Regions from separate parts of the Homo sapiens genome. Here regions 1, 3 and 4 are each linked to region 2. The links are chromatin contacts, found by Hi-C or POLR2A ChIA-PET in ENCODE. All regions are on one chromosome and are shown on one strand. Each heading gives the region's core, a stretch centred on a gene start or an enhancer-like site at or near the end of the contact. The rest is flanking DNA. Distances are from core to core; before and after follow the strand shown. Region 1 has its middle 180 kb from the start of LINC02836. Region 2 has its middle 14 kb from the start of LINC02836. Region 3 has its middle 50 kb from the start of PREP. Region 4 has its middle 110 kb from the start of PREP.

Region 1 (6,311 bases), core at 21-2,520, 160 kb after region 2:
GAGCAGATAATTCTACTTCTATTGGGCCACTAGCCGGCTGTGTGACCCTTGCCTTTTGGCCCTCACTTTTCTCCTGCTGTAGATGGACTCTGAGTTTCCTTCAATGATATTGCACAAAGGTGCATGTCTCCATAATTCCTCAGAAGGAGGAGCTTCCATTGCTTGTCTCCCAGTTTGTACCAGGACACTGTCAAAGCCAGAGCAAGATCTGATTTTCTGTTTGCTTAGAGTGCAAGTTGGTTTATTAAATAAAAGTGTGGTGGGACTGCTTCCTGTCTGTTTTGGCAACAAGACACTTGGAAATAAGAACACAATAAATGGAGTTTCAGCACTCAATACTCACTCTCCCTTTCCAAATTGAGACTACTTTGATAATTTGTGAGAGAAAGGAGACCCCTCAAACAAGGGCAAGAGATTGCACAATAGAAACCCAGCAGGTAAAGAGTTGTATAACTAATTCAGCAGTTCTTTGTATAGCTGAAATACCATAATTTCCCAAATTACTTTCTTTCACATTGCCGTACATGAGAGCAGTTGAGGTCTTGGCTTTCTCTTAACCCCAAACAGGTTACATCTTCACAAGTCTAAGGAGATTTTCACCTTGAAAATGTCTGATCCACCATGGGGTTGTAGCTATCCCCTGTATGTGAGACTATTTGCCTTTCCTCCAAAAGCCAAGACCAAAGATGTCACTGTGGGCAGGCAAGACACATTTACTAAAGTTTATTTTTTCTATTGCAAAGTAAAAACCAGGATGTGGAGGCTGATGGAGTGTGGACCAAATAAAAAATCAGTGGAATTGGTTTCCTTCCCGAAAGCATAAGTTTACAGGTGTGCTTGGAAGTTGTAACAAGATACCTGGTGGGAATTCCAATGCACTTCCTCTTTTGGAAGAGTAAAGGAGAGAATTAATTCTGGCTCCTAAGATCAGGACTGAGACTCTTATCAGAACATGACTTTTTGTGAGTGCTCTCTAATTCCAGTCTGAACACTGCCAAACACCAGATGTTCAGAGTGGTAAACCGTTGGAGTTCTCTGCAAAATCTGTTCATCTAATTGCACTTGGGTGGTGGTTGTCGCTGCTGCTCTCCTGCTCCCACCCCAATACCATGTGGTTTTTTTTTTTAAGGTTAAAGTTCAGCCCTAGCTAAAGCTGCATTCAGAGAGTGGGAGTCAATGTCTGGCCACAGAGCAGAAGGAGGTGGGGAGGGTGACTTTCTCTGTAGTTCTGTGTCCTAGATTTTCTGAAATGATTACATTCTGAGGACTCAGAGGCAGCTCACACTTTCAAGTCTGAATGCTGACTCATGTCCTCCCCTTCAGGGCAACGGAAAGGAAGGGTGGAGTTGGAGGATCTGGGGCTGTAGGGTAGGAGCAGGCAGGGGGGTGGTGGGGAGCAGAAAGAGGGAGTGAGGACACTTGCAAGTCTCTGCTGAACAAAATCCTTCCAACTTTCTTCAAGAGTCAAGAAACCTGACAGTGGAGCCTATGCAACTGCCCAGATGGCACATTTTTTTTTTTTTTTTGGTCTTTTTAGCCTTCTCCTTTCTTTGTTTTCCTTTGAGACCTTCAGGACCTACATAGTTAGTAAAGAGGAGGGGGAATGTCAAGTGAAATGAGTCAAATAAATGGAGGAAAACAATAACAAAAAATCCCCCTATAACTTAGGGTGATTTAGAAGGGAATCTTTGCTGAGCCTTAAAGGTGCCATTTCCTCTAGTGACTTTGATGGGTTCACAAAAGTTTGGGTCATTCACTCAGCTGGCCATTCACAGGGGCTTTGAGTAGCTTAATCTTTTAGCTAGTCAGCAGTTTGATAGTGTCATTTATCTGGCCATTGACAGGAGCTCACACACTCTGTCTAGTCTCAAGCGCTGTCCAAGTTCCTCTATCAGAAAAGTCACCTGTGATGGGACCAGAAACCAATATACCTCCAGTGACCCAGGACAGGTTTAAACCCAGCTTTTTTTTAATTTTTTTTTATTTTTTGTTTGTTTGTTTGTTTGTTTTTGAGATGGGGTATAACTCTGTCACCCAGGCTGGAGTGCAGCGGCGTGATCTCAGCTCACTGCAACCTCCGCCCTCCAGGTTCAAGTGATTCTCATGTTTCAGCCCCCAAAGTAGCTAGGATTACAAGCATGTGCCAACATGACTGGCTAATTTTGTATTTTTAGTAAAGATGGGGTTTTGCCATTTGGCCAGACTGGTCTCAAACTCCTGGCCTCAAGCAATCCGCCTGTCTTGGCCTCCCAAAGTGTTGGGATTACAGGCGTGAGCCACCGTGCCTGGCCAAAATCCAGCATTTTATGTTACACTTCTGGTATACACAGATATGTCTTCCACAGAATTGCTGGCTAACAATCTTTTAGTGGTTTTCTTGAATCAGATAATCACTTTGTGACCACTGATTCATGTGTTCAATAAAAATTCCATGCCTACCAAGTGTCAGGCCCCTTGATAGGAGCTGAGGATATATGAAGCTCTTTTCTACTGGGGAGTCTGAAAATAAGCGCCGACGTTCACATGCATCCACACACAAATGCATACACTTAAATCACACATTACGGTGGGTGTTGTGCAGGAGATGAACAGGCTGCAGTGACAGAACTGAAGGATGAGGTAGAGTCTGCTATGTAAAGAAAAAAATGATCAACTCCATTGACTAAAGTGCTGAGATGGGGTCTCTCATCTTTACACACCCTGTGCCCAGCCCAGTGGGCACGCAGTGGACATTAATTGTGGGGCCCTAAGCTTCACCCCCATCACTACAGATGCTCTCAGGGTTGACATTTGGTCAGAGGGCACTGGCTGTCCCAGTTGTTCAGCTACTACTGCTTGGTGACTCTGAAATACCCCACCTCACCCACTCCCAAGACCTCCTCTCACTCCATCCCCAAGACCTACCCTACAACTTAGCAACTAAAGGGGAAAGTGGTCTCCAGCAGGTCTGGAGCTGTCCTGTCCTGCCTATTAAATATTTCAGGAATGATATCCATTCTTAGAGTTGGGAGAGGGTTGTGCGTGCATGCGTGCATGTTCAAGAGGGAGAGAGAGAGAACGTACATGCCCAGCTGGCTTAGAAACAGCCTGCTGCCTTAGAGAAATTGCTAGGATTTTGACAGTACTGTCCCCTTTACAGTTCCATGACCACCATCAAATAGTCTCTGTAATACCTCCTCCTGCCAAGTTCTGGAACAGAATGGTAGAGAAATTAAACAGACATCGTGTATGCCCTTTAATATTAACATATACACCCTGGAATACTATGTAGCCATAAAAAGGAATTAGATCATGTCCTTTGTAGGGACACGGATGGAGCTGGAAGCCATTATCATTAGTAAATTAATGCAGGAACAGAAAACCAAATACCACATGTTCTCACTTATAGGTGGGAGCTGAACAATGAGAACACATGGACACAGGGAGAGGAACAACACACATGGGGTGTGGGGTTGAGGGAGGGTGAGCTTCAGGAAAAATAGCTAATGCATGTTGGGCTTAATACCTAGGCGATGGGTTGATGGGTGCAGCAAACCACCATGGCGCACATTGACCTATGTAACAAACCTGCACATCCTGCACATGGACCCCCAAAATAAAAATATAAATAAAAATTTTTAAAAAATGTTACAGAACTAAAATGAATAACATAGCCCATGTGCGAAAAGTGGCGTTGGGTATGAGGAGCCAAGACATTTGTATTATGTTAGCAAGCTTATTTTGGGCAAGGACAGTCAGATCAAAGTTAATGGGTTCTTCCTCAGAACCCTACTTGGCATCCTGGTATCTGCTTGTGATAAGTCAACCATACAGTCAAACTCTTCAACTGTAGGTACAGGGAGAAGCAGGAATAGAAAAAGACCTATTAAATTATCCTTTTCCTATAGAAACATAAAACACATGTGTCCATGTTTAATATTAAAAACATGGCTATTAAAGTAATAGAAAAATACTTCCTAAAGTTTAGGGGCTTGAGATATAATTCAGAGTAAATTTTTGGAGATCTATAAAAAATCACAAGTAAACCATCTTGCTCTCTCTGACCAACCACTACTGAACTGAAGTCTGGTTTTTCTTTTTTTGATTTAAGAAAGTTCTTTCCAGTCACTGCTATTTCCTTCCGCTCTCATCCAGAGCGTCACAATTCCTTTGGACCTCAAGAACACCTTGGACCTGCCAGTCCTCCCCGGCTCTGCTGCCTCTCCTGGGCCTCCCTGGCAGAAAGGAAAATCTCTTGCCTTTCATGGGGCTTAGCTGAACCCCATTCCTGCTTACTCCCTCAGCAGAAGGAGAAAAACAACAACCACAACAAACCACAAGATTGTAGCCATGATGTGCATTCTTCCTGGTGGCATCCTTCTTATCAGGGAAAAAAAAAAAACTTCTCTTTTTCTGCAGTCCATCTCTCCAGTTTTGCAGAAGCCAACTCTGCCTTTAAGGCTGGAGTTCTTGGTATGAAGCTGAGAACGAGTCCACCTGGAGTAGCAGGAACGAGCCATCTAGTGGGGCCAGTATAACCTGGAAATAGCTGTTGGTGGCACTCTGCCCCTCCCTATTGTATGTGTTTTCATCGCATTTATCTTGCCTTCCCTAGTCCCATTTCTTTTTCTCCTCCTCTGCCTAGGCCTCCACTCCCTAATGGGATTGAGTGATTCAGTTACTTCAGTTAATTTCAATTCAACTCATATTACTAGGTAGGAGAATCTCTGTGAAAGCACTTTGTAACAGGTGAAGTGTTTTACAAATATTAGCTTTAACTAAGCACTAATTATCATATCTTATCTGGGGTGTAGGTAGGAGAGATAAGTGCAAAAACGATAAAAAGCCTTGGTCCTGGCATTCCAGGTTCCTGACATCTAATAGAGGAGATACAAGACGCTTAAGAAAAATATGATGATAGTGTTCTTCCAAACCTACTGTAGAGGAGGGAGTATTTAAACGGACCTAGAAAGATGTGTGAGACTTCTCCTGACAGAAACAGTGAGGACGTTGGAAAAAACACAAGATACATGATGCATCTCTTGCTCAGGGAGTCACAATAGAAGTGGATCCCTTCCAAAAAGAAAGGAATCCCATTAGACCAGTGATCATCCTGAGACAGAAACGATGAATGAGGACCCTGGTCATTTAACCATATCTTCAATCCTCCACAACGTTAAATGTAAGAATTAAATGTCCAAGTTACATCTCTGTTTTGGAAGATGACAAGTTACACCTGACATACTTGGATAAATATGACAAAAATTCACTTGTGCACAGAAAGCTGCCAAGTCCCCTTCAGCGTGGTGAGGACTTGAAGAGATGAAGTTTCTTTGAGCTGTACAGAATAGTCTGGAAGTAGGGGTAGGAGGTAGCATTCTTTTCCAGCCAAAGGTACAAACACCCTCTTAAAAAGAAAGGTGCATTTAGAAGGAATGCGGTCCCCATACATCACCTGTGATTAGCTTTTGGGCAACTTTCATGGACAGGAAGGCTTCCATTCAGGAGCAGACAATTCGCTCAATTACCTTGAGGGTCTTAGGTCATCCCCTGAGAATGGGAACAATGTCCCTCAGACCTGCTAAGGAAACTCAATCAACCAACTCAGGTGTGCAATGAAGCGTTTGAAGAGTCATTGAAGGTGCTATTTACTCTCATTGGGTTTTTTGGGTTTTTTTCTTTTTTGCATGGAGGTAGATAACAAGTCTTTTACTAGAACCTTCATCTGGGAGAGTTTTTGTTTTTCTGTTTGTGGCTTTTACCAGTTCTGTATTCAAAGACCAACACAAAACCCCTGTTTACTTTCTGTCCTGGAAAATGCTATCAGCTCTGTGTGGAGCACTTCCTAGAAAACCCTCCCCTCCCCACCTCCCTAGCATGACTCTTCAGTTTGGCTTCAGGAGGATGTTTACCTCTCACACTTACCATTGAGGTTCAAATCTGGCCAACCTTTTACCAGCCTTGAACACATAAAGCCACAGTCTTCCAAGAGGGGCAGTGGGCTCTCCTGGGTGCATTTCAATGATTTCCACCTGCTAACTTTTGCATTTGGAAAATTGCAGAGAACCAGATTATCATGCCATTTGAGACAATTTTGTCAGCTGTGATTTTCCTAAAGTAGGAATCCATATTCAAATATGAGAGCAAGAGGAAATTTTAGCCTAGACATTAAAGAAAAAAAATGAAAAGGGGTAAATAATCTTAAAATTGCAGCAAAGTTTTAGCCTTTCAAAGGGAAAGTGAGGACAAAACTATATCTAATCAAATTCTCACATTGTAAAGAATCTTCTGATTATTCTTACTTTTTTCTCCTCTTTTACATGCATCCAAAA
Region 2 (6,112 bases), core at 2,412-4,911:
GCTTTCTTTATGGAAAAGAGTGCTGGGCACAACACATTTTTTTCCATGCAGCGATCATATGTCTATGATTCATTTAATCCTTCAATACAGATACACAGTCAGTAGTGATGCAGACGGCTAACAGACATGCATATTTGCCAAGCCTTAAGTGTCCCAGCTTACAAAAGGAGTTTCTAATGTTGAGAACTTCAATTATGTCACTTAAACCCATCAATCTTTTTCCCTTGCCTCATGCTACAAATCTTTCAGATCTATTATTTTCATAACATCTGATGCCTGGAGTGACAAGTGCCCTCTGACATTTTAGTTTTCCATGGAGACTTAGAATGAGAAAATGGCGCCTCATTAAGTCTTTCTTATCAATTAAAAAGGAAACACCTTTTCCTGTTCCATCTTATGCAACAGCTAACTCAGGTATTAAGTAAGCTGCCAACATCTTTCTAGAACCCAGAGTAAGAATTCATAATCGACCCTGGTCTTTTAGGCCCAGGGAATAAATAGGAACAAGAAATTCCCATCCAAAGAACACCATGTTGACTTTAGCTATATCTTGTAAGATCTAGTCAATGTCCATCTGAAAGCTGTGAGATTAAGGAAAGGACTCCTATTTTATCAATCCAGGTCCAGACAAGAGACAAATTACACCAATGGAGATAATTTAATATAAACAATATAAAGAAGTACTTACTAGGTACTGAATGATTGAATATGCAAAAAGAGAACAATAAGTTATCATGGAAATAGGACACATTTACCACTTGCAGGGCTGGGGAACAAAGGGATGAGATGGGAACCATCAAAATAGATCCCAATGAATGCTACACTCAGATGTCTGAGGAGAGGGCACTGCTCTGAAGTTGCTGGTGCTTCAGACCTTGGGTAGGGGGGTAGACTCAGATCTCCCAGGGAGGTGGCAGCTGGCTGGTGCTGGTGTACCTAAGTAGGGAGTAGACTCAGATCCCCCAGGGGAAGTGGCAGCTGGTGGCCTGTGCTGATGTACCTAATGCCAGTGTGGGGCCACAGGGTTGGCCCAAACTTCCAAAAAGGTGATACTGCCAGCTAAGACAGTGCATCTGAGGGGTGTACCATGAGACTGGTTCTGCAACTATTGGAAAAATTGTAAACTGGGCTGGGCATGATGGCTTATGCATATAATCCCAGCACTTTGGGAGGCTAAGGCAAGTGGATCACCTGAGCCCGGGAGTTCGACACCAGCCTGGGCAGCACAGTGAAAACCCATCTCTACAAAAAAATACAAAAATTAGCTGGGTATGGTGCACACCTGTGGTCCTAGCTACTTGGAAGGCTGACGTGGGAGGATCACCTGAGCTGTGATCACACCACTGCACTCCAGCCTGAGCGACAGAATGAGATCCTGTGTCAAGAAAAAAAAAATGCAAACTAGTATAAACAGCTGTTACTGAAGTAAAATGCCACTGTTTGGGTGAAGAAGTGTTGCTGGGTGACACTGAAAGAAATAGGAAGCAAAACTGGAGTCAGAGGTAGCAGAGAGGAAAATAAACTTTCTCCTTTCCCAGACTTGCAGTCTTTCTCTAGCATCCCCTGTTGGCAGAGCCTAACAGGGAATTATCAGCAACACAGAAATAAATGTGTATTGCAGAGGTCCAGCATCACACAGCAGAGTGTAGGAGGATGGGCTTGATGCCGCGAGACAATAGCTTAATGATGGGCCCAACCCACTGACATGTAAAAAATATATTCACCAAGCATGAGGGAAAACCAAAAATTCTAAGTGGTATTCTTGTAACTGATCTTGCACTTGACTTTCTACTTCCTTTCCATTCACCCCCACGTCAGCTCCTCTGGCTAAGAATATTTGCTGTTGAAACTTGAGCAAGATTTTTCTAACTTTGATGCACTTTTACATCAGAACCAATATGGAATCAAGCAGAGAATGTCTTTTGTAAAGGTTATCTAGATGATGCCTACTTCAGAGAGTTGTTTACTACTCTGAGAAAGGATTTTTTTTTTTAAAGACTACTCTTACTTAAGGAGGAAGAGCAAATTCTACCTGGGAAATGATTTACCACAGAGGTCTTATTCATGAGCAGAGGCAGTAGTAAAACTGCACTCATCACGCCTTGGTCTTGAGAAATTCCTGGTCGGGGGGTGCTTCCTGAGTATGGGACAGAATCCATAATGCTCATAGTAGCCCCTTTCAAAACCTTTAGGCTTCACTATGGGCCTTCTTGACGGTTCTGAGTTGATGTAGATAATGAGAAATTGAGGTAATGAAAAATGTCCATTTGTTTTTTCTTTTAAACTGTCGAACCCAATCCATTATTGACACAAGTTTTTCTCCTGAAGTGTATAGAGATCTATACTCTATAGACAAATAGAAAAGTAGAACACTAGTTGGATTTTGCTGTGGACATGGACTTTGGTTGCTGAAACAAGTATCTGTTTTATGTAAAGAATGTTCCATCAGCAGCCACTTTTTTTAAAAAGAGCACTTGGCAAATCTCTGGAAGCCGGCTTATGTAACTAACTGCCTCTTATGGTAGTATGTGAAGGCAGCACAGAACATATTGTTTCCCACTGTTTCTCTTTGAGAAATTAGTTTGGTGCCTGGCAAGAGGAGAGATGTGCAAGGGCAATATTCCTAGAAATAACTACCTGTGTACTTGCTGGAATTCCACACTGGATGGAGGCTCCTTTGTGAAAGGCAGGTGTTGATTTCTAGGCTGAGAGAGTACTAGCAGGGAGCTCCTCAAAGGAACTTGGAAAGAATTACTTAGGTCTCATTTCACACCCTGCATCTGATTTTTTAACTAAGTCCCTAAGAGAAAAGTGGCTACAGGTGTTGTAAACGACCCTTCCTTCAGTAAACTGATTGAAACTGAACACTGATCACAATTTCTTTGCATGAGAAAGATAACTGGGCATGGAAAATTTTGATCTGAGAATATCTGAAAATTACATAAATAACATTAACAAGTGTTAGAGTGACAGAAACAATGAGGCCAGATTTGTTCTAACTTGAAAATGTAAGGGCTATTTAATGTATTTTAGGATGGAGGGAGTGCTAAGGATCGTTTATTTTTAGCTCCCATAAAAACTCAATTTCCTTCATAGTGGAATCAGTCCAAATTGAAGATTTGCTCTTGCACAGACACTGGACTCTCCCCAAAATTTTCAGATTAGCAGTCATACCCCAAAGAATAAACCTGGGCTAAAGCTGCAGGTTCTAGCACTGAGACAGAGATCATCTGCATTCCTGTTACCTAGTCAAGTGTCCTGGATAAATCACAAAAACATCGAAGTCTTAGGTCACGTCACCAAGTCTCACGTTCCAAGAACTGTCAAGAGATTGCTTATGTAGCCACAGGCCAGACAGACAGGGGCTTTGTGAGACTATCCCTCAGGGGTGCTGGGGGTGTTTGCATTGTTAGCCTGGAAAAAGCTAGCCAGACCAACATAGTCACAGCAATTGAAAATCCTGAAGGCCCATCTATGACCAAATGTATTAATAAATAAAAAGACCTATAAGAAACCTTCCCACCAGCATTAACCACACCAAAAGCAAGTCAAACCCAGGCTTCTCATAACTGGTTCTTGTTCCAACACAAGAGTGAGAAGAGCATCTTGCTGCGGCCAACGGTTACTATAGCTCTCCTTTTGTAGAAAGCCACCGTCTTCGAAGAGCTTACTAGGTGTCTCCACTAAAGAACAAAAAACATGGGTAAGACTGGTTTCCTCTCAAGTTATGACTCAGCTTTGATCACCACACTTCCACTTGAGCCTATTAACGTTCAGTGGACAGAATGTCACTCTTTTTCAATCAGCTGCTACAGCAAACAATAGCCTTGCTGCATTTCAGTCATATAGAAAGCCACAGAATATTTCCTTTTGACTCTCTTCTCTCCACATCAGACCCACAGTCAGGCTCATGCTGAGGTCTATCTTCTCACAATCTACTAGAAAGTGGCCTGCCTCTACATGCTTACCCTGCTAAAATGAGAAGCAAGAAATAAACAACTTCATGTTAATTATAAATAGGAGGCACTGGATATTAAACCTGCCCATAGAATAATGGAGAAGGAAAGCATTGCGCTCCCTTTCTCCTTGAGTCGGGAGCCATATCCCTTGCCAGAACAGTGAACTCTCACTGGGTAGCAGGAGAGGCCACTATGATAAGGACCCAAGCAGAAGCCTGGGGGTGGGGTTCTCACGACCACTCACAGACCCCTGAACCTGGGGGGAGTAGCAGAGAACAGCCAAGAGCGACATGGACTGTCTTGCATTTTCCTCATCTCTTTATTCTAGAAAAAAAAAGAGGAAGGAAGAAAAAATGAAAGAAAAATGCTATAATTTTCTTTTCTCCATCTTTCTTGGAGATCAGAAAACAGTAGGTTCTGAAGATCTCCTCTGTGCTCATGGGCACGTGAAAAATTTCATGATGCTTACTTGGCTTTGAGATTTTATTACCATTATTATTGTTATTTTATATTAATATAAAAATAATAAAGATGTATTGAGCTCCTTCTATGTGCCCAACACTATAAGCATAATAAATACTTTATCTCTTAATCCCCACAGCTCCCTATGAATTAGATACTATTGATACTAATATTATCCCAAATTAAAAATTAGGAGCCTGAGGCATGAAAACGTGAACTCATTGGAGATCACACCACTCACAAATGGCAGAGCCAGGGTGCAGCCCTAGGTCCAGTGTCCCCAGAGCCCATTCTGCCATTCACTTCAGGTCATTCTCTTCCCATTTAGAACACTGAACTTTTTATATCCTCAACAGACATAAATGCTCAGCTTCAAGAGCCAAACAAAAATAATTGTTACAAATTCCACTGTTTGTTTTCCCAGGGGGTGCATCTTAGAGTTATTAAATGTAATCCTCTGTTCCCCTTACTCCAGTAGTTTCTTTACCCCTTTGGGAGTGTCCTACCATTCTTCCCCATTTCTTCACATTCCCTCCTCCCCCCACCCTTACCCAGGCTGTCTGAATTCTATTCCGCCTTAAAGATGTAACTCAACTTCCACCTCTCCCAAAAAGGGCTTCTTCAACTCCTGTCACCTCCATCTCTGAATTTTTATAGCATTTAATGTTAATGCTATTTACTTGGCATTTGTGTTTTTTGTGTTTTACTTTTTACTGTTAGTTCTATTTGAGAATAATTCATCTTGAGGCAGAATTCATTCTATCCCATTTTTTCATTGAGATGAAACCCTTGAAGGCAAGGAACAAGTGTTCAAACATGTTTATGTATTCACACACTCCACGCTCAGCATCTTGGACATAACAGACACTCAATAAATCACCTTTGAGAGCTAGGTTAGAAAGCCTATTGAAGCCTGTGATTTGAAACAGGCTGGGCTGGTAGAGAAAAAAGCTAGCCTGTCTTCTTAGAGCTCTAGAAAGTACTGTGGAATACATTTAAGAGTCTACGGAGTCCCTTCACGGGCAGAAAAGAGTCCTCTGACTCCTCGATTCCTAACCTCCCATGTCCCAACTTATCTCAGTGTTCCCCTTAAACTCCTAAATTTTGAACCTAAAGTATGCAGAACATCAGATCCTGAAAAACAACGCCAACTTTTACTTGACGGTTTCACTTACCCTCACACCTGTGGTTTTGAAGGTGTCAAGTTTCCTCTGAAGTCTTTCTGTGAAGCTTTATCCCCCTCATTTTTCCACCCTGCCAGTCAACCCTGTCAACAGTGACAATCTCCTTGTCAAGCAGAAGCCACTCAAGCTATCAGTTTTCATTAGCCGTTTAGTTGGGATAATCCCTTTTTCCTACCAAACTGTTTCCTTCTAGGAACTGCTGATTCCTTTTATTTGGGGTTTTTCAGACTTCTCTAACTAAAGCCCCTCCACCCAGATGATTTCTCACTTTTCTGAAGATCTCCTTCAGCTAAAAAGATTTCCTATAACCTCATTTTCTATAGTTTGTATTATGAAAAAATGTGGTATATAACTTTTTTTTTCAAGCAACATATGGCAACTAAGAGTTTAGTATGCTCTAGAAAGGGGTATTTCCTCTGGGGAAATTTTTTATTATTTTTTGTTTTCAATATGACCTGCTTCTTTACCTCTTCCATTTCCTATTTAGAGCCCACCCATCCTTTGGTG
Region 3 (6,420 bases), core at 2,607-5,106, 190 kb before region 2:
CCAAAGATTCTCTAATTGGGCTAGAAAGGCACCATTGGTCTGTGAGTTCATCCAGGAACCAGGTTTGTGGGTTGGTTCTGCTATGGTCAATGTATGCATCCATATCTAGGCCCAAGGCAGCTGGTCCAATTGTTGCCATTTCTAAGCCAGCACGAAGAAGAAACGTGGAAGTATAGGCTAAGAAACTTTCATCTTTAAGAAAAAGACCCAGGAGCTACAATACATTTTTTCTTACATGCCATTGGTGAGAAAGTAGTCACATACAATGCCTGCTGAGGAGGCTGGGAAATGTAGTCTCTAACTGGTGGTCATGTGCCTGGTTCAACTTGGAGGGAGTTACACTTCTAAGAAGAAGAAGAAGAAGGTGAGAATTGTTCCTTGGAGAGGGTTGGCAGTCTTTTGCCAAACTAGGGTTTTAATTGGTTGGATTTTAGGTCTGGGAAATAAACCCTCTGAGTGATATAATGGGCATTTGCATGTTTGTGGCTGATGGGAATCTTTTCAACAACATTCCTCAGGTGGAGAATGTCCCATTTTGTGACTCCTGGTTCCCATGAGTAAAGGCAATAGCTTGTTTTCCCAGCATCTCTTGCAGGAAGGGCCTAAGCATGTGCCCCAGGCTCTGCTGATCTGATATATTGTACAAGACTTCAATTCAGATAAGCAGCATGAAGAGCCTTGCAGAATCCATTTTCTGATGGGAGTGGCAGCAGAGGCATTTGATGTGGGGACAGCAGTGGTGCTGGTTCTGTGTCAGCTATATAAGGCCTAGCATTTGCATCTGGTCAGAGAGTCCATGGTGTGGATTGGGTATTTTCTCTGACCGTGCCATTTCTGAGCCTAACTTTCTTGCCCTACCAAAGATTCCCACCTAATATTCTTTAGTTATTTTTTGTTCTTGCTTGAATTAGAGGTGTTTTTGTTATTGGCAACTAAGGACCCTTTTAATAAAGCTGAAGATCACCTTGTGTTACTTCTGTGCTTTTTTCTCCTGGGGTGGTCAGATGAGGGTGGGGATAAGAGGTGTTATATACTTTCAGTCATCAGCCATATATGGTGCTGTCACGGATGTGTAGAATACATGAATCTGGGATCCAAGGTCAAGGGGAGGGAAGTAGAAGTTGCCTTACTCACCATCACTCCCAGTAACTCACTTACGTTTACTGTCCCAGCAACTTCTGCCTTTACTTCACTTAGAGGTTCTGGTTCTTGAGGTTCTTAACACAGAGGACATGTCAGTTTCCACTACGTCTGCATCTGACTGGTCATTTTGGGATCCTCTGGCCAGTAGATAGGCAGGCAAAGGAAAAAGTATTTGTACTGGAAGATGCAATTAACCTTGATTATTATTAGGAGATAAAGTTGCTCCTGCAAAATGAGGGCAGGGAGGAAAATATCCGAAATTCAGGAATTCCCTGCGAATACTTCATGGCGCTTCCCATACCTGCTGATAATCATAAATGAGTGATTGCAGCAACAAGAATTGGTAACCAAAGCCTTGGCCTTCTCAATGATGGTCTGGATTACTCTACCAGGCAGGCATCCTAGACCAGCCACAGTATGGCTGAAGACGAGAGTGAATCTGGGTGATGGAGGAAGAAACAAAGAATGCCAGTTACAGCCTTGGGGGCCAATTGCAACACTGGAGACTGTAACTGGTCTCAGTAACTCACGAATCCTCATTATTATTATTATTTCTAACACCACCATGAAGAATTTGTGACAGTATAGGGTCAATTTAATGTGGAGCATGAGTGGATCTGAGCATGCAAGAGGCAGATGATGCCGATGCTGGTCCGTATTCCCTTAGTACTGTTTTCTTGCACTCAGCCAGATTTCCAACTGGCAACATCTGTGACTCCACTTAAAAGCTTTCTTTGGCCATCAGAGCCGACTCTGTCCATGCATAGAGCAGGCCAGAAGTGCCAAGGAATTAACTCTTTCTGGGAATCACCCCCAACCAATGACTGGGGGAGTCCTGTAGAGATACCCCAGTTCCCTTGGCCCTTGATTGGGGTAACTCTGTGGTTAGGTCTCCATAGCCTCTTAGAGCTCCCCAGTGGGATTAAGCTCCAGTTGTCCAACTAGTAACTTGCTTGATAACACAAACTTTGCTCTCTTCCTTCCCAGGGAGCCTATTCCAGGTCCTTGGAACTCTGGAATTCTATGTCCAAATGGCCCTAAACCTGGTTTCAGGGCTTGCACAAGGCCTTCCCTTGGCTGTTCCTCCAAAGGTGGATAGCCACAGAAGTGTGCAGACCTGTAAGCCTGAGGGAAGACTGAGGAGTGGCTATCTGGGGAGGGAAGCATTGGATAGAGCGTGAACATGTGGATCAGTGTCCACATGCATGAATGGAGGACCCCTCTCTGTGTGGCACAATATCAGAAATGGAAGGAGAGAGGTAGTAGAGTACAAGTAGAATGTTCTGGTACAAAATTCCAAGGAATCCAAAAATTCTAAATTTAACCCAGGCCCCCAGGTCACTTAGGTAAATTTGTCGAGGCAGAAGGATAGAATCTGTTTTCTTTAGCAGTTTGTTAGCTTGCTTTATAACCTTTAACTATTTAGACATTTAGAATATGGCCCTCTATTTGCACTCTTTCACCAATTCCTGGCAGTAAGTATGTAATCAATGGCTGCATGCTAAGCTATAGATGCGAAGAGCAAAAAAGAGAATAACTCGCCTTTCAGACGAGTTATTCCTGAGGGCTATTCATGTATACTTTTAGTCACTCTCTATTCCAACACTTAAAGAAAACCACTAGAGACTCTGGACCACTACTGTCTTGATGAAAAGATAGAGGAGTCATTGGTGAGGATAAATCACTGCATCGTCTTTAATTTATTATTACTGCTTTTCACAAAAGTAGCTGGTAATTAGACCCATCTCTGTACCCTGTTCCAAAAGAGGGCAGCATTGCCACTAGCACATTCCTTCAGCTGTAAATGGCCAAGACCCTCTGCTGGAGTAAGAGTCATCCATTACTTTGGCACCTCCAGGCCAGATTCTTGTGATACATTCTATGTATGGAAAAGCAAGGCTTTACCAGCAGCATCAGCTCATACATGACACTCACGCTTGGCTCTCTTTGCTACTTGGAGCCATTTTGATATTATTTGCAACGTGGAATGGTTAGTCTGAGCCACACATTGTTTTTAGTAATTCCATAATGTGGGTAAAAGTACGTGTGTGTGTATACGTGATAGTGAATAGCAAAAAGCAAATATCCTCCTCCCGCACCCCACCTGTGGTATTGATATTTCCACTATGCTGGTAGGAGTGCAGGGGAAAATACCATTTAGATGTTCCTGGGATTGATATTAAGAATTTTCAGGATACCCCCAAACAACCACTTCAAAAGATGTGCACTTGGGTTCTCTTGCTCATATGAGGTCAAACTAATTGGATTACTTAAACACAGATAATGCAGAAGAGGAAGTTTGGCGGCTCATGATCAATTAAAACAGTTTCCTTCTCAATTTTTGATTTGGTTTGGGTTTCCTTTGCTTTGGACCTTGGCATTAGAACACACATAGAAACTGTGTCTTTATAATTCCCCTCAGGCTTTTCCTAGAGGTAAGCACTCTAACTGGGGATGGAGATTTTGGTTAATTTCTTAATTGGCTGTGTCCTGGTAATGGTTTTTGCAGGATAAAAGCTCTATTTGTATCTCAGTCATTATGGACAGTGAGTCAACTCAGGACTTTAAATGAGGTTTATTATCTTCAGAGATTAAGGCAGTATTTTCTGAGCAGATTTAACAAAAATGATCTTGCCTAATTAAAAGGCTTCACTGGGTAGTGTTCGTCAGAGAGCCCGGCTGCTGGCTGTTATTTCCTGTGTCAAACTTCCTCTTACCCCTCAAGTTTGTACATGAGACAGTTAGAGGGGCCGTGTCTCAGCTCTGCCACCCACGTCTCAGCCCACTCGCACTCGATTGGACAGAATGTTAAAGAAAACTCAGAACATAAATCTGGGTGGGGAGAGCTAAGAACTCTACATTATGTTCTGTCTCGTTTCTTTTTTTATAGCTCATCATAACCTATGCCTATTTTTCCCTTTGAATCTTTCATAGATTCCAGTCATAGGCCAGATTCAAGACTCAACCCCAATTATTGGGTATAAGAGACACAATAGGTATTCAATAAACATCGGTTGAATTGAATTAAATGGGATTGAAATTGGCCCCACTAAGACATAGATCTCTTAGGGGTTGTTTGGCTGCAAAAACCAGAAATCTAGATGACTAGCTAAAGCTAAACAAGAAAATTTACTGTAAGGATACATGGATTTCTTTATGAGAAAATGCAAAAGGAAGTGGAAACTTACCAGGAATGAAAGAGAATGCTGTTTATAATTGTAAGTGCTCTCATTTCTGAAGAATCGTTCTATTCTTCTCCCTCTCTCTCTCTTTCTCTCTCCCCTTTAAACTTTCTTGACTTAGTGTGCATGAGAGAAAATGGCATTCCAAACCCCACATAAACTCCTCTTTCAAATGCTTAGTATTTGTCAGCTATAGCCATTCTGTTCTCAACACATGGGTACTGGCTTTCTTTCAAGCTTTGACAGACATCATTGTCAAGCAGAATTTTTTCCACTGAGCTTGGATACTGCTTCACATTCTTTTTAATTCAGAGCTCCAGACAGCCATGACTAGTTGTTGAAATGGCCATCTCTGTTCTAATTCCTCTGTCAATGGGTAGTCCTTTAAATATTTTAAGATAGCTCTGGGGTCTTCTGTGAATATATAATTCTAAGGCTAATATCTCTAATTTCTTGAGTTCTATAACATGGTTTTGAACCTACATTTAAGTTGCAACAAAACCTCATTTAACTCATAGAAATTCAGTAATATTTGTGTTGCACCAAACAACAACAACAACAGTGAGGGAAGAATCCCCTATTCCTTTCCTCCCATTTACACTTGTAGGAGAGGAAAAACCTTTCTCTAATCTCCTAGATTCTGTAGCTGAGCCTGTGAATCAAGCAGACAAAAGACATATTAACAGGAGAAAAGCATACAAATTTTATTTGATGTAAATATTTTTATGTGGCATGAGGGGCTTCATAGGAAAGAAGCGAAAACCCCAAACAAGCAGTTAGACTCAGGGGTTATATACCATTTTAACAAAGGGCAAAAAATTTGTGGAGAAATGATAGGACAAAGGAAGGGTGTCCAAAAAGGTCCTAGGGGCAGTAATTTGTGGGAAAGTGACTAGAAAATATATGAGAGAAACTAATGGAAGATAAGGGTTATTTCAGTAAGGTTTGTTTGTGCAGACTTATCTCTGCACCATCTCCTCCCCAAGTCCTGTCTCTGATAAGAGTGTTCTCTTCTTCTTGGTATCAGAAGGGCAACTTTCTCATGGGAAATATGCCCTTCTTTTAAGCAGAAAGGGAAAGGGCATAGATCCTTTCTTGCAGCTGCTGTTTCTCAATTGTTTTCATCTCAAAATAGTATGCAAAAGTGGCGTAGTTTGAAGTGGCATTTTTCTCGTCCCTTTCACAATCACCTTTCCCACTGGATTCATGAACTAGAGAAAGGGTGATCCAGGGAAAGGGAACTCATAGAAAACATACACAGGAAAACAAAAGGAGTTAATTTATGCCTTTTGACCTTATGACCCAGGTCCTCGGTCATAAAATTGATTTAAGAAATGTTCAAAGAGGCCGGCGTGGTGGCTCACACCTGCAATCCCAGCTCTTTGGGAGACTGAGGCAGGTAGATCACTTGAGGCGAAGAGTTCAAGACAAGTCTGGCCAACATGGTGAAAACCTATCTCTATTAAACACACAAAAAATTAGCCAGGTGTGGTGGTGTGCGCCTGTAGTTCCAGCTGCTTGGGAGGCTGAGGCACGAGAATCACTTGAACCTGGGAGGTGAAGGTTGCAGTGAGCCGAGGTCGCACCAGTACACTCCAGCCTGGGCAACACAGCAAGACACTGTCTCAAAAAAAAATGTTCAAAGATAAAGTTGACTATACATAATTTTAGTGTGATGACTTTAGAATTTGTGGCCCACTTAAAATGAGATGCTGCTCTGTTTTCTTCTGAAGATGGTCCTACTTGCCCTCTCTCACTTAGAGAATAATCTCTATGGGTGGAAGCAGGACTCCCCATGTGGTCTCAGCAGCAGAAGGTGGTTTCGTTACCATCTTACTAGCTCTAGTGCTATAGTTCCACATATACTGCTCATCAGCAGTATAGGGATTACTGAAAGCCCAAAGTCCTGCATTTTCTTACACTTATTCCAATAAAACCAGGAAATAATGCACCCACTCATAACATGAACTCAAATATGATTCAGCCAACTCCCATTTAACCCCGTTCTCATTAACATTGCATTAACTTACCCACTGCAGTATTATACGGTGATTTATTTATTTATTTTTTACTATAATTTACAAGATAACTCAAG
Region 4 (6,334 bases), core at 2,187-4,686, 140 kb before region 2:
TGGATAGGACCCAGAGTATGCCAAGGACAAAGGAGGGGTAGAGAGGATGGCAGAAGAAAAGGGATGGTGAAAAGACACCAAAGGTGGGTTCTTCACATTTTGCCAAAGACATGTCTGCTTCAGCACTGATCATGCTTGCTCAAAATATTTCCTCTTCCTTCAGCACATACTGTGAATCTACACAAAGATCAAGTATTAAAAAGTAAGGTGGGGCTGCGTACAGTGGCTCACGCCTGTAATCCCGGCACTTTGGGAGGCCAAGGTGGGTAGATCACTTGAGGTCAGGTGTTCAAGATTGGCCTGGCCAACATGGTGAAACCCTGTCTCTACTAAAAATACAAAAATCAGCCAGGTGTGGTGGGAGGCGCCTGTAATCCCAGCTACTTGGGAGGCTGAGGAAGGAGAATCACATGAGCTCCGGAGGTGGAGGTTTCAGTGAGCCAAGATCACACCGCTGCACCACTGCACTCCAGCTACTAAAAAAAACAAAATAATAAATAAACATGGATAGGCATCTGTCTTTGCATATTTTTCTCAGTGAGTTGAAAGGCAATGACTTTAAATCAAATATTCTTTTGCAATGTTCGATCATAAGGAATTAGCACCCAAACCCATGTGATGGATAATTGCCTCCTATAACATTTGTTTTCTTCTTTGTGGACCAAAGGTCAGCAAACATTTTCTGTAAAGGGCCAGATAGTAAATATTTTAAGCTTTGTATCCATACAATCTCTATAGCAACTATTCAACTACTGTGGCATCCATAGACAGCACATAAACAAGTGGGCATCCATGTGGACCAATAAACTTTATTTACAAAAACAAGTGGTAGGGTGTACTCGGCCTGTGGACTATAGTCTGTGGCCCTTCTTATGGAAGAACTCTATATGTTAATTAATCTAAAATAAAAGTTGAATATGGAAGAGAACAGAGCATACTTAATTGCAGGGCATGATGGACAATCACAGAGGTATGAAGACAGATTCTTCTCAGTGCCAGATGCTAAACACAAACACCCACCCAGGGCCTTTGGAAAGTGGTAGTAGGTTTGGCAAATTGCCCAGGGAATAGGACATAAGTGGGAAAATTGAGACTTAAAGAAATGGTCTATGAAATGATCCTGCTACGTCAACCTGGCTGATAGATTTGAAATTCTACTATTCTGCAAAAGTTTTTGTTTTTTCCAGAAGTTTCTCAGCAGCCATTTGTCATAGCAGTTGTTACATATAACATGACACTGACAACCAGTAGTTTGCAAAAATACTGCACAGTTGGCATAGGTTGTATTTTCATGTTTTACTAAAATTCTTCTTTGACCACATACCAATTTGTCTTCTTTGAGCCTATGAGACTATGCTCATTTGGATGTCTGTGGTTTATGAAGTGGGGCCATCTAGCTATTTAAATTGTACTTTGGGAGTTTCTCAAAAGAGGCCAGATATAGACACTAAATATTATGATCTCAAAATACAACAGATAGATAAGTGCACTTGTTAGGGTTGCAAAACATATGCACATTAACTATACATGTTATTTAAACATGTATATATTGAGAGGTCAACTTTTTCTTCCTGTGTGGCCCTACTTACATTAACTATTAAACTGCATTTTAAATGTAAATTAAAGGTATCTAAATACAAGCACTTTTATGTTAGTTGCACAAGTAACAATTTACTTCACTCAGTTATGCATCCATTTTTGTTTTGTTTTTACAGGAAGTGAAATCCCTGTCACCAGAGAGAACCTTAGGTAAGCCAGGGATTTCTCATTTGAAATAAGTGTGTTGTTCACATTATGCCTTTAAACATTTATCCTAAATCAACCCTTTAATCTAGGAGTCTTTGATCCTAGTTCTTTTCTAGAGTCTTCAATACCAGAGCTTCCCCCAAGTTATTCTTGTGTAAATCGATATCATGGATGTTAGAAGGCAATAAATGAACAATGCCACATCTAGTATTTATAACAACAGGGATTATTAACTTAATTACCTTATCCTTTTGAAATATCTGAAGAAGAATTATGACCTCTGGGACACCAGCAACAGTCTCCTAATCTATTTCTTAAGTTATAGCGGCAAAGTCTGCAGCAGGCATCCCTACGTGCTCTGGCTTATTGCAGTCACTATGGTGGCATTTAGTGGTGTTCTGTCTTCGCGGAATTCTAAAGGCAGATGCTTATTTCAGGAGTTTTCTATTTCATTCAGAAATGAAATGTCAAAATTAAATTTGGGGACCAATGTGGAAGCATCAACTTTTAATTTTGTCAAATGAGAACAATAATCATTTTTTATCATATTCATAACTTCAAAAAAGAAAGACATTTGAACATAAAAATAGTAAGTAGAAAATAAACTCAAACTAAAGAACAAATCTTTATGGAAAAACTCCGTACATTGTCTTTATCTTGTTTTTTCCATATAGATTGGGAAGAAAATGCATAATTGATAACAAAGATGAAGGGAATTAGAAAATCTAAAAATCTTAAATAAAATCAGAAGGGTCATTTGCTGTGTTTAGATAAAAATCATTTGACAGTATTCCTTTATAGTAAGTGAAGTTAAAAGAGCGAATGATTTAAGGGTTTTAAAAAAATCTGCCCCTTCAATTACTGTAATTCTATGGGACATGTTCCTTCAATAGGATAAGACTGTTCTTAGAACATCATCCCTAAAATTAGACTGCAGGGAAATTTATCTCAGTATTTTCTAAACTTTTCAGGTGGTCAAATGAAAGTCATTATTCAAGAGGTTATTAATATGGTGATTTTAACTGGTAGCGATAATAATAACCATATATAAATGTTAAAGAATGGCAGTCCTATATAAAACAATATTTCCTGGTAAATCTATTTTTAAAACATTTTAGACGGAAAATTATCATACCCCACAGAACAAAAAATTTGCAAAAGATGTTTTCAACTCCTTTCCTATCCAATTCTCATTTCCTGTCTACTGGCCTCAGGGGTATAAGCCAAGCAAAATTTCAAAAGCTCTTGGAAAAACAGAAGCTGTGTGTGTGTGTGTGTGTGTGTGCATGTGTGTGTGTGTGGGGTGGGGAGGTGGAAGGCCATTAAAAGAAAAACAGATTTAAAATGTCCCTTTTTGGGGTAATTTGCGTATCTCTTGCAAAGGCTCAGACACACACACTCTCTGGCTTTGTGAATTTCCCTGTGATTGCAGAGGCTGATTGATGATGTGCTGTGATGAGAGAATCCAGTGGAAGCATTCACTGAAGGAACAGAAATGATTTGGGAGACACTGAAGTGATCTTATCATTTGGGTTATCAATAACTAAGCCTCTATAAATATCAACACTTCATCCATTACATAGTGAAAAACACAGAGGCTACCAACTGGGATCTGGACTGGGTGTAATGCAATGATTCAGTATCCTTTGGAGTTGGAGGGCCCGGCTGAGAGAGGGCCACAGAGTGGAGCTGTGGAGTCGAAATGGGTGGGAGCAGCCGCGCCCACAGTTAGGGGTCAGTGTGTGTTCAGACACTACAGTGAGCATCTCTGCGAGGATGGGTTTATGCAGAAAGAAGAGGGATCATGAAAAGTGCAATCCCTGTGTCCTGAGATACTCCAGCAGTATAGGAAATTGACGTTAGTGTCTATGGTTTCCTGTCAACGGGGAATCTAAGAGAAAAGTGTTAAAAAAGCCACTTGTTTCAACTATAAAGAGATGTTACCCAGATTTCTCACTCTGTAAGTGCCAGGGACAAACATATGACAGGCAGAACAGGACGTCAGAGAACAGTAATGCTAAAAGATAGGAATAGGATGTGTGTAAAATATTCCCTCAGTACATTGCTGCTAATCTGTCAGGAGGAGTGGGGCTGGCTAATGAGGTAATGAAAGAAGAATAATGCAAATTATAGTTCATATTTACTATGAAATGATTCTGTTTCAGGCTCTATGCTCAAGGTTCTATTCAGTCACCAAACCTGTGCTTCTGAAAGAGGACAGCGTAGATTAATAAGGAAATCAGTTATTGGTAGCTGCCTTTTGTTATCAACACTGACAAATTTGCTGTCTTTACTATGCCTTCCAAGTGACTAATATCAGTAGATTTGGTTAATAGAAAGAGTGAAGTCTAAATACTGAAAAAGAATAAACAAAATGCAGATAAATATTTTGAAATGATTCAGATTGGGAAAGTCCTAATACCACTGCTAAGCTTTCAACATTTTCCTTGCCACAGAATGATTCCTCTGAGAACAAAGTAATTGTTGACTTCAAAGAACTCTGAGGAAGTTCAGTGGATGGAAAGAATTTGGCTAGCAACAGGATGAATCAAATCTAGATTTTTTCCTATCACTAGTATATGTGTGTGTCTGTGTGTGTGTGTGTGTAGAGCACATGAATATTTCCATACAATTTAACTCACTACCTAAAGTGTTTCTCAATATTAAAAATGCACTGAAGAATGGAAATGCCCTTCCTATTTGGTAACTACTCCAAAGATGCCTTGGAGTTGTTCCATACCTGGGCTACACCTACACTCTATTAATTATGGAGAGTACTGTTCCCCAAATCTAGCTGGGCCCCAGAATCATATCAGGACCTTTAAAAGTATTTATTCTTTTATCATAGTCCTACTGAATTGGCTTCTTCAGAGGTGGAGGTGGAAATATATATATTTGTGCAAGTGATGCTGAAAACAGTCTGGGTGTACACTTACATTTAATTCAGGTTGGCAGTGAATCTTGTGAGCCACTCATCTAAACAGCTCAATTGACAGGTTAAGTGACTGCTACCTGTTCCAACTGAAGTTATTCCCTCAATAACAGCAGATCTGTGTAGACCCCATCAAGGACTTTAACAGTAATTGATTGACCCTCCATACTCACTTGATTGACCCTCCATACTCACCACCTGAGACCCTGCTTTTCATTCTTGCATTTCAAAGAACATGTTCCACTGTGAAATACCAAGATATCTTGGCCAACCTGGCCTTGAAATTGCCTGGCTGTTGGAAATGATGCCCCCACAATGGATTTGGAGAATACACCTTAATATATGCCCTCAGCAAGATAGGTTTCAAATAAGCGACTCAAACCTGGAAGCCTCCCACATGGTACATGAGACATTACAAATAAGCTCTTGGTTCTGTTGATTCTTCCTCTTTTAGTTTTCTATGTTTATACAGTTTTCTTGGTTTTAGAAACCTCCTCACTATAAACTCTGCTTATCAGCCTATTCTAGCTCTCCACCACACAGAATTGCATGCATGAGACAAGAGCAACCTGCCTGCTGAAAGCCTGAGACCACAGTCGCTTAGATTTTTAGGGGGCACTAAGTGTCACTGGAGGACAACCCACTTCAATTATGGTTTTTCTTACTTTCTTTCTTTCTTTTTTTTTTTGAGACAGAGTCTCACTCTGTTGCCCCAGCTGGAGTACAGTGGTGATCTTGGCTGACTGCAACCTCTGGCCTCCCGGGTTCAAGTGATTCTCCTGCCTCAGCCTCCCAAGTAGCTGGGATTACAGGTGCCTGCCCCCACGCCCACCTAATTTTGTATTTTAGTAGAGACAGGGTTTTGCCATGTTGGTCAGGCTAGTCTTGAACTCCTGACCTCAGGTGATCCACTTGTCTTGGCCTCCCAAAGTACTGGGATTGCAGGCATGAGCCACCACACCCGGCCAGTTTTTCTTTTCTTTAAAAGTATTTCATCAGCATCTCATATGGTGTGTTTGTGAGTTTGGCAGAGCACAGCAAGGCATTTCAAGATCTCAGCATTCGTTTCTTGCTTGGAGAGACAGGAAAAGGTGCACTTGTTCTCATCCCTGGGGAAATGGTCCCTCATGAGTCAAAAATGCTTTGTTTCTGGTCAAGGCAGCTTCAGAGATACCGACACTGCCTTTCTCTTCCTAGTCCAATCACCCCCTTCCTTTTGGGTCTCAGCAGGTATAGAAGTTGAGAAGACTGAATTCACTGTTGAATTCATTCACCTATCAATTCACCTCAACAATGATTTCTCATTGTCATGTGCCAAGCACTTTGAGGAATACAAGGTAATCCATGGAGAGAATAAATTATATATAATTTCCAATGCAAAGTAGAAAGGGGTTTGTAGCATGAAAGAGGAAAACAAAAATTGCTATGTGAGCTTTGTGGTCAGAGCTCATATATTATATAGTGGAAGAGAAGGTTAAGGGGAAAGCTTCCCTTTCTTTCTTTCCCTATATCCAGTCCCCCAACTCTAAAGTATTGGGTGTAACATAACTTTTGGAATGCCTATAAGGTCTTACGTTTCAGGAATCTCTGTGACAATGCCAGCATTTGTGGGGTTCAGGAAGACTGAGGCCAGCTTTGCAGTAGAATGTTGCAGAA

Evidence for each region. A loop is a pair of places that touch in the nucleus more often than their neighbours do. ChIA-PET counts read pairs that join two places held with the same protein, here RNA polymerase II (POLR2A). Pooled maps may share reads with other maps.
Region 1: a map of naive thymus-derived CD4-positive, alpha-beta T cell shows a loop between it and region 2 (6-fold over the local background). The contact joins two enhancer-like sites. A Hi-C loop is called at or near these places in 1 of 168 maps with a recorded cell type or tissue (naive thymus-derived CD4-positive, alpha-beta T cell), 1 of 37 single-sample maps with no recorded cell type and 11 of 50 pooled maps. POLR2A ChIA-PET finds 5 or more read pairs at or near these places in 2 of 52 experiments (activated CD4-positive, alpha-beta memory T cell and activated T-cell).
Region 3: a loop to region 2 is called in a map of natural killer cell, with 2.6 times the contacts of the local background. The contact joins two enhancer-like sites. A Hi-C loop is called at or near these places in 1 of 168 maps with a recorded cell type or tissue (natural killer cell), 14 of 37 single-sample maps with no recorded cell type and 11 of 50 pooled maps. POLR2A ChIA-PET finds 5 or more read pairs at or near these places in 6 of 52 experiments (GM12878, T-cell, activated CD4-positive, alpha-beta T cell and 3 more).
Region 4: a pooled map shows a loop between it and region 2 (2.8-fold over the local background). The contact joins two enhancer-like sites. A Hi-C loop is called at or near these places in 4 of 50 pooled maps. POLR2A ChIA-PET finds 5 or more read pairs at or near these places in 2 of 52 experiments (GM12878 and activated CD4-positive, alpha-beta T cell).

What each region holds. Positions count from the first base shown.
Region 1 is chr6:105,809,426-105,815,736 of GRCh38, forward strand. No RefSeq gene overlaps it. Among named protein-coding and RNA genes, the nearest start is that of LINC02836, 180 kb to the left of the region's middle. Within about 2 kb of position 1,271, at least 9 of the 41 ENCODE cell types and tissues checked have a DNase peak (open chromatin) inside an H3K27ac peak, as active enhancers do.
Region 2 is chr6:105,642,835-105,648,946 of GRCh38, forward strand. No RefSeq gene overlaps it. Among named protein-coding and RNA genes, the nearest start is that of LINC02836, 14 kb to the left of the region's middle. RefSeq lists enhancers at 1,170-1,409, 3,977-4,166. Within about 2 kb of position 3,662, at least 4 of the 41 ENCODE cell types and tissues checked have a DNase peak (open chromatin) inside an H3K27ac peak, as active enhancers do; they include GM12878 and natural killer cell, where a contact is called at or near this core.
Region 3 is chr6:105,449,660-105,456,079 of GRCh38, forward strand. No RefSeq gene overlaps it. Among named protein-coding and RNA genes, the nearest start is that of PREP, 50 kb to the left of the region's middle. Within about 2 kb of position 3,857, at least 8 of the 41 ENCODE cell types and tissues checked have a DNase peak (open chromatin) inside an H3K27ac peak, as active enhancers do; they include GM12878 and natural killer cell, where a contact is called at or near this core.
Region 4 is chr6:105,506,700-105,513,033 of GRCh38, forward strand. No RefSeq gene overlaps it. Among named protein-coding and RNA genes, the nearest start is that of PREP, 110 kb to the left of the region's middle. Within about 2 kb of position 3,437, at least 2 of the 41 ENCODE cell types and tissues checked have a DNase peak (open chromatin) inside an H3K27ac peak, as active enhancers do.